Regions from separate parts of the Mus musculus genome. Here region 2 is linked to region 1. A link is a contact called in ENCODE Hi-C or POLR2A ChIA-PET data. All regions are on one chromosome and are shown on one strand. Each heading gives the region's core, a stretch centred on a gene start or an enhancer-like site at or near the end of the contact. The rest is flanking DNA. Distances are from core to core; before and after follow the strand shown.

Region 1 (2,623 bases), core at 70-2,569:
ACATTCACTCCTACCATGTGGGTCTGGGGGATGGAACTCAGGTTGGGCAGCAGGTGCCTATACTCAGGGACCCATCTTATCGGTTCCATTTTTGAACTTTGGAGCAGGTTCTTGCTATGTAGCCCAGGTTGGCCTTGAACTTGCAGCCTGGTATAATAAATGTATTTTATATTTTAAAGTCATCAATGTTTCTTCAGTGACTTAAGGCTGGGAATTTGAAGGAGCTTGTAGAAAGAAGATGGGCCTGGTGAGATGCCTCAGCAGGGAAAGATGCTTGTTGCTCAAGATTGGTGACCTGAGTTCAATTCCCAGAAACTACACAACAGGAGAAGGCAAGAACCAACTCCGCAAAGTTGTCCTTTGACTTTCATACGTGTAGTATGCCTGACACACGTCCTAACCCCACGTTATGCACATATACAAGCAAATTATGTAGTTTAATTTTTTTTCCTTAGGAAAAAAGGAAAGTTTTTCTATGGAAGAGGAAGAGACAGTGGAAGAAGGGACAGTAAGCTTTGAACTTTATTTCTGGCTCCTCCCAAAGCAATATGTTAGCAAGTCTAGGTCTTGGAAAGTACTGGGAAGGAGCCTGTGTGGCAACTGTGTCCAGATGCTCCCAGCCCATTTGGGCCAGTGGAGCAGCATCAGCATCCAGTGTCTCCAGAGCTGTGGCTTCCTGGACACCCCCCCCCCTTCTGGGGTGAGGTACTGTCCCTATCCCAAAGACAGAGACAAATGCTCTCTGCCAGCCCTGCTTTCCTGTCTCCTATGTACTCATCCAAAAAATGCCTTCTGACAGCCAGGAATGGGGACACAGTGGCAGCCACCCATCTGAGCTATCTCTGAGGATGGTGGCAGTCAGCTGTGGCCATCTGACAGCACATCTGGCCCCTTGACACTGGAAGAAGGACTGTAGCTGCCCTAAGCCTGTGGTCAGGGGTGTGACCTGTCTTTGTGGTTAGGTAGGAGGGAAGGGTGCTTTGTTGAGATCCACAAGGGGGTTGAGCTGAGAGGCCGGGCCAGCAAAGAAGGGGTTGGGAGGGAAATAATATTCCTGGAATGGTCAGAGGGGAGGGGAAGAAGGGACAGTGTTCACTTCCCTCTTCCCACCCTATCCTCTCTTGTATAGAACCCCCCACATCTAGAAAGAGCTGAATTCTGTGACTCGCATAATGAGGGCAACTCCATGGGGCATCTGTGCCCAGCGGAAGCTCAGAGGCCAGCTGGGTGTAGTGAGGGCGTTTCCAGGAGAGACTTGTGGAGGCCCGCCACTGTGAGAATGGCTATTTTAGGGGAAAGGGCTGTCCTGAGTGGTAAGCTTCGGAAATGAGTTCTGCATTTACAGGAAGAAAGAGGCCCCAGCACAGGAAGGGCAAATTTGGCCTAGTGCGTGAGCAAGGACTGTCCCCCTAAGACTGGGACTGTCCCCCTATGTTCCTTAATTTTGATCCTACCCTCACTATAGGAAACCCAGAGCCAAGGAGGCTCTGAGCTGGTGGACAAGCTCCTCTAAGAGCAGGCAGGAGGGCCATGGCAGACTGGCCAGAGAGGTAGAGCCATGCACTGCAGACACCACAAGAGAGGCGCTTCTGTTTACCCAAGATGCCACTGGAGGTAGGGGGTCCTGCAGACACTAGGGTGCTCATTGAAGGCGTGGATGGCAGCACCTCCTAGTCTATTAGGACGGCCCATGAGGCCTCAGCCTCATTCCTCCAGTGGAGTTTGAGAGCCCATGCTCACCCAACACACTAGCTTTATTTCAGAGCTAGAGACTGAATGCCCCCTCTTGAAGTTGCTCTGTCTGTAGGTTATGTGTGGTCAGGAGGTCTGGAGGGCAGGAAAGGGACAAGGTAGATCCATCCCTGAGGTTTCCTCAGGTCTGAAGTGGCTTGCAAGGCCTTCAGAGGGGTGCTTTGAGGTTGTGAAAGGCAGCAGCAATAGAGGAACGAAACAACTTCTTTGGTTTTACTCCAGGGTCCAGCTTCTGTCTGTGGCCTCTGACCTTATTTCTGAACCGTTTGCTAACGTCATTTTTGATCTCTCTCCAATCTATCTCACCTGTAAGAGCCTGCTGCACCCCGAAACACTCCCAGCGACTTTCCTTTCCTTCCTTTCTCCCTCCCTCCCTTTTTTCCTCTCTCCCTCCTTCCCCTCCCCTTTCCTTTATCCTGACCACATCTTTTTATGTGGCCCAGGTTGGCATCAAACTCCTGATCCTCCTGCCTCAGCTTCCTGTGGGCTCCAATTATAGGTGTTCACCATTAGGTTTGGCGTCTTAGCAATTCTTAAAACCATGTCCTCAGCGGCAGGTAGAGCTCTGTGGGCATGAGTCATGGTCAGGCTGGCCAAGGGTACACAGTTAGAGCCTGTTTAAAAAATCAAATCTAACCAAACCAAGCCAAACTCAAATCCAAACCAAACCCAGACCAAAACCAAAACCAACAGCATGAACATCTTTTTCTGGGTTGACAATGCTGGCTCTCAGATAGGAGGTCCTGACTGTCCCTGATCTCTGACACATTGACGGGTCATCAGATATTCCCACTGGGCATATTTACCTTGTGTCAGACCCCAGAGGAGCCTCTTTCACTTCTGTTAACATACACGAGCCCTCAATTCTAAG
Region 2 (2,623 bases), core at 57-2,556, 40 kb before region 1:
GGAAGTGGACAGATCCCATCACGACTCCTTATCCTTACCTTTATATTCTACACAAAGCAATGAGGTGCCTAGCCCTTCAGTCCTGGGGACGAAAACCCACTTTCCGGGGCCCCTACCTGGTCAAGTAAGCCCAGCACACCCTTTTCAGAGGCAGAAATCCTAGCTCTTCTCAGGAATGATCCTGCCTGTGCCCCCTTCCCCAAGAACCTTCCCTCCTTAGCTCACACTGGGAGACTCATGACTTTCCAGGACTGGGCCAGCAGAGAGATGGTTCTCACCTCCAAGTCTGGGAGGTACAAGAGCCAGGGGCCCACGAAGCACGTAGTAGATAACGCCAGGTTTTAAGCCTGCGGAGGCGCAGGGTGAGTGAATGTTAAGTCCTCCTACCCACATTCATCGAGCTTTCCTCAAGAGCCCCATGACTTCCTGGTTACCAGGTTGGATGGAGAAAGACAGAAATGACTGGAGGCGCGCTGCTGGGAATGGAAGTAAGAGAATTCTGAACCCAGTACTCCAGTCCTCAGGGTTCTAAAGAAGCTCCACGTCGTAGCTCCGGAGTCCGGGTAAGAACCAGCCTCAGGGCCCTGGCTCGCACATACCAATCCACTCCATTAGTAAGAGCAAAGCCGGGGAAGGAGAAGGGTCGAGGCGGTCCGGAGAAGAGGCCACAGGAGGGAAGAGGGACCGGAGGGGTCGGGTGTGTGTGTGTCTGCTAGTGAAACCCCAAGGCTAGAGAGACGTTGCATACAGGCTGCCGGAGTCGTGGCCGCAGAGCCAAGCGTGCGCCTCGCATCTCCCACATCCCATCTGCCGCTCCGGCGGCGCGCCCTGCTCCGCATCTCCCGCCACCCTCGCTGCCCGGGGAAACTGGGGTCGGCCTCAGGACACCTAGCGTGCATCCCTTGCAGTCTGCGGCCCCGGGAGGAGGTGAAGCTCGGAGGTACTCTGCGCCCCACCGGGACCCCGACTCACCACAGAGACATGGCGGCCCGGTCCAGGGCAGCTGAGCGGGGCGCACGGATCACAGCTCTGAGCGCCGCGGCTGGGGACAGCGGGACGAGGCCGAGCCGCACCCCCGCTGAGACTTTCTTTTTTTCCCTGCGGCTGGAGGAGGGGCCTCAGGGGCGGTGGCCCAGGTAGGTTAACCCTTTGTGCCCCGGCTCACTGTGGGGACAGCAACTCCGTTCAGCCCTGGCCACCTCAGAGGCACGCCCCACGGGAACGCGAAGGGAAGAGCCAGAATCTCAGAGACCTTGAAGATCGCCAACATCCTGAGGCGGCGACTTCCCCGCTGCTGGGCCTTCACGGGGTCGCCCGCCTCGCCTCCTTCGGGACACGTGGGGACGTCGGACACCGCCCACCTCCACGCCCACCCGGCGCCTAGCGGCCTGGTTGCTTCCTTCTGGAGTAGCCCTGGGTGTGTAGAGTGGAGGGAGGTGGATAAAGGCTGTTTCCCTAAAGTTACCTTATCTCTGCCCTGTCTACTTTTCTTCTTCCCGGGCTCGCTTAGGCCTGGGCGGCGATCTCAAGAGAAGATGATGCTGGGTTGCCTGTGTTAGACCCCCAGCCAGCTCAGGTCAATCCAGCTCTGGGTTTCCCACTCTTTCTGCATTACCACCCCCCAGTGAGAAGGCTTATTATCCTCTGCAAAAAGTCCATTCTTTTGCTAGCGTGTTCGCATGTGCTTTTAATCCCAGTTGGTGGATTTCTGCGAGTTTAAGGCCAGCCTGGTCTACATGGTGAGTTCCCGGCCAGCAAGGTCTCCCTAATGAGACTCTTGTCTCAAAACAAACAAAAACCTCCTTCTTGTATTGCCAACAAATCCTTCACTTAACCGCACCCCCACTTTTTTTTTTTTTTTGTCTCCAGGTTTTTATTATTCTGCGGTGTGAGCACCATTTTCTCTTGGGAGTGGGCTACACACCACAATCACAGTACAGGGAGGGAGGGGACACCTTGATGCCTCCTCTGGGTGACTTGGGAACATTTCTGGTAGATAAGGCTGCTTACTGGTCCTTCTGTCATCCAGATGTCTGGGGGTCTGGGGTCGCTTCAGAAATACCCACAGGACTTTTTACATTCCAGCACTTCCTATCTGTCAAGCCTGGTTCTAGGTCCCCGGCATCAGTGGCTCACTTGGTTCTGGAGACGTGTGCTATGGTTTGTTCCTATCTTACCAGGAGTTAGAGTCAGGGACACACACCCTTAGATGAAGTCACAACCTTACTATTCAAACCCAGGAGGTCTGCCTGGCTCAGGAGGTGGTCCCTGAGTCCCGGCTCAGGCATTTCTATCAGATAGTAGGACTGGGGAACTCAATACCTTTCTGCAATGCTGTTCCTCTCCCAGGGAATACAGGGAGACAGAAAGTCCCAGGGAGTCCTAAGGGTGAAGATTACTTTTGTCCTTCCCTTAGCGATCCTTAGGCTCGGGTGTGTGCTTAAACAAATAGTGGAATTTTCTGGAATTTGTAAGCTCCAGTCGGAAATGATGAAGGGCCTTCAGATGAAAAATTCAGAGGAGAATCCTGGGACAATGCCCCTTTTAAGTCCTCAAGAAGCCCTGGCCTGAAGTGTAAGTCTCACAGGCCTGGCTGCCTGCCCCTAGGAGTCACTGCAGTCCC

What was found. Hi-C counts contacts between places; a loop is a spot of excess contacts on that map. ChIA-PET counts read pairs that join two places held with the same protein, here RNA polymerase II (POLR2A).
Region 2: a map of v-Abl transformed pro-B cells shows a loop between it and region 1 (2.2-fold over the local background). The contact joins the promoter of B3gnt7 here to the enhancer-like site in region 1. A Hi-C loop is called at or near these places in 1 of 37 maps with a recorded cell type or tissue (v-Abl transformed pro-B cells). POLR2A ChIA-PET finds 5 or more read pairs at or near these places in 2 of 5 experiments (both embryonic stem cell).

What each region holds. Positions count from the first base shown.
Region 1 is chr1:86,262,392-86,265,014 of GRCm38, reverse strand. All of the region lies in intron 23 of Armc9 (armadillo repeat containing 9), which reads right to left. Among named protein-coding and RNA genes, the nearest start is that of Gm46098, 6.9 kb to the right of the region's middle. Within about 2 kb of position 1,319, at least 1 of the 3 ENCODE cell types and tissues checked has a DNase peak (open chromatin) inside an H3K27ac peak, as active enhancers do.
Region 2 is chr1:86,301,904-86,304,526 of GRCm38, reverse strand. B3gnt7 (UDP-GlcNAc:betaGal beta-1,3-N-acetylglucosaminyltransferase 7) reads right to left here and starts at 1,306. Exons shown (of 2, transcript NM_145222.2): 1 at 973-1,306. The coding sequence starts at 983. It overlaps Gm28626 (predicted gene 28626), which reads left to right and starts at 467. Exons shown (of 2, transcript NR_151592.1): 1 at 467-563; 2 at 909-1,464.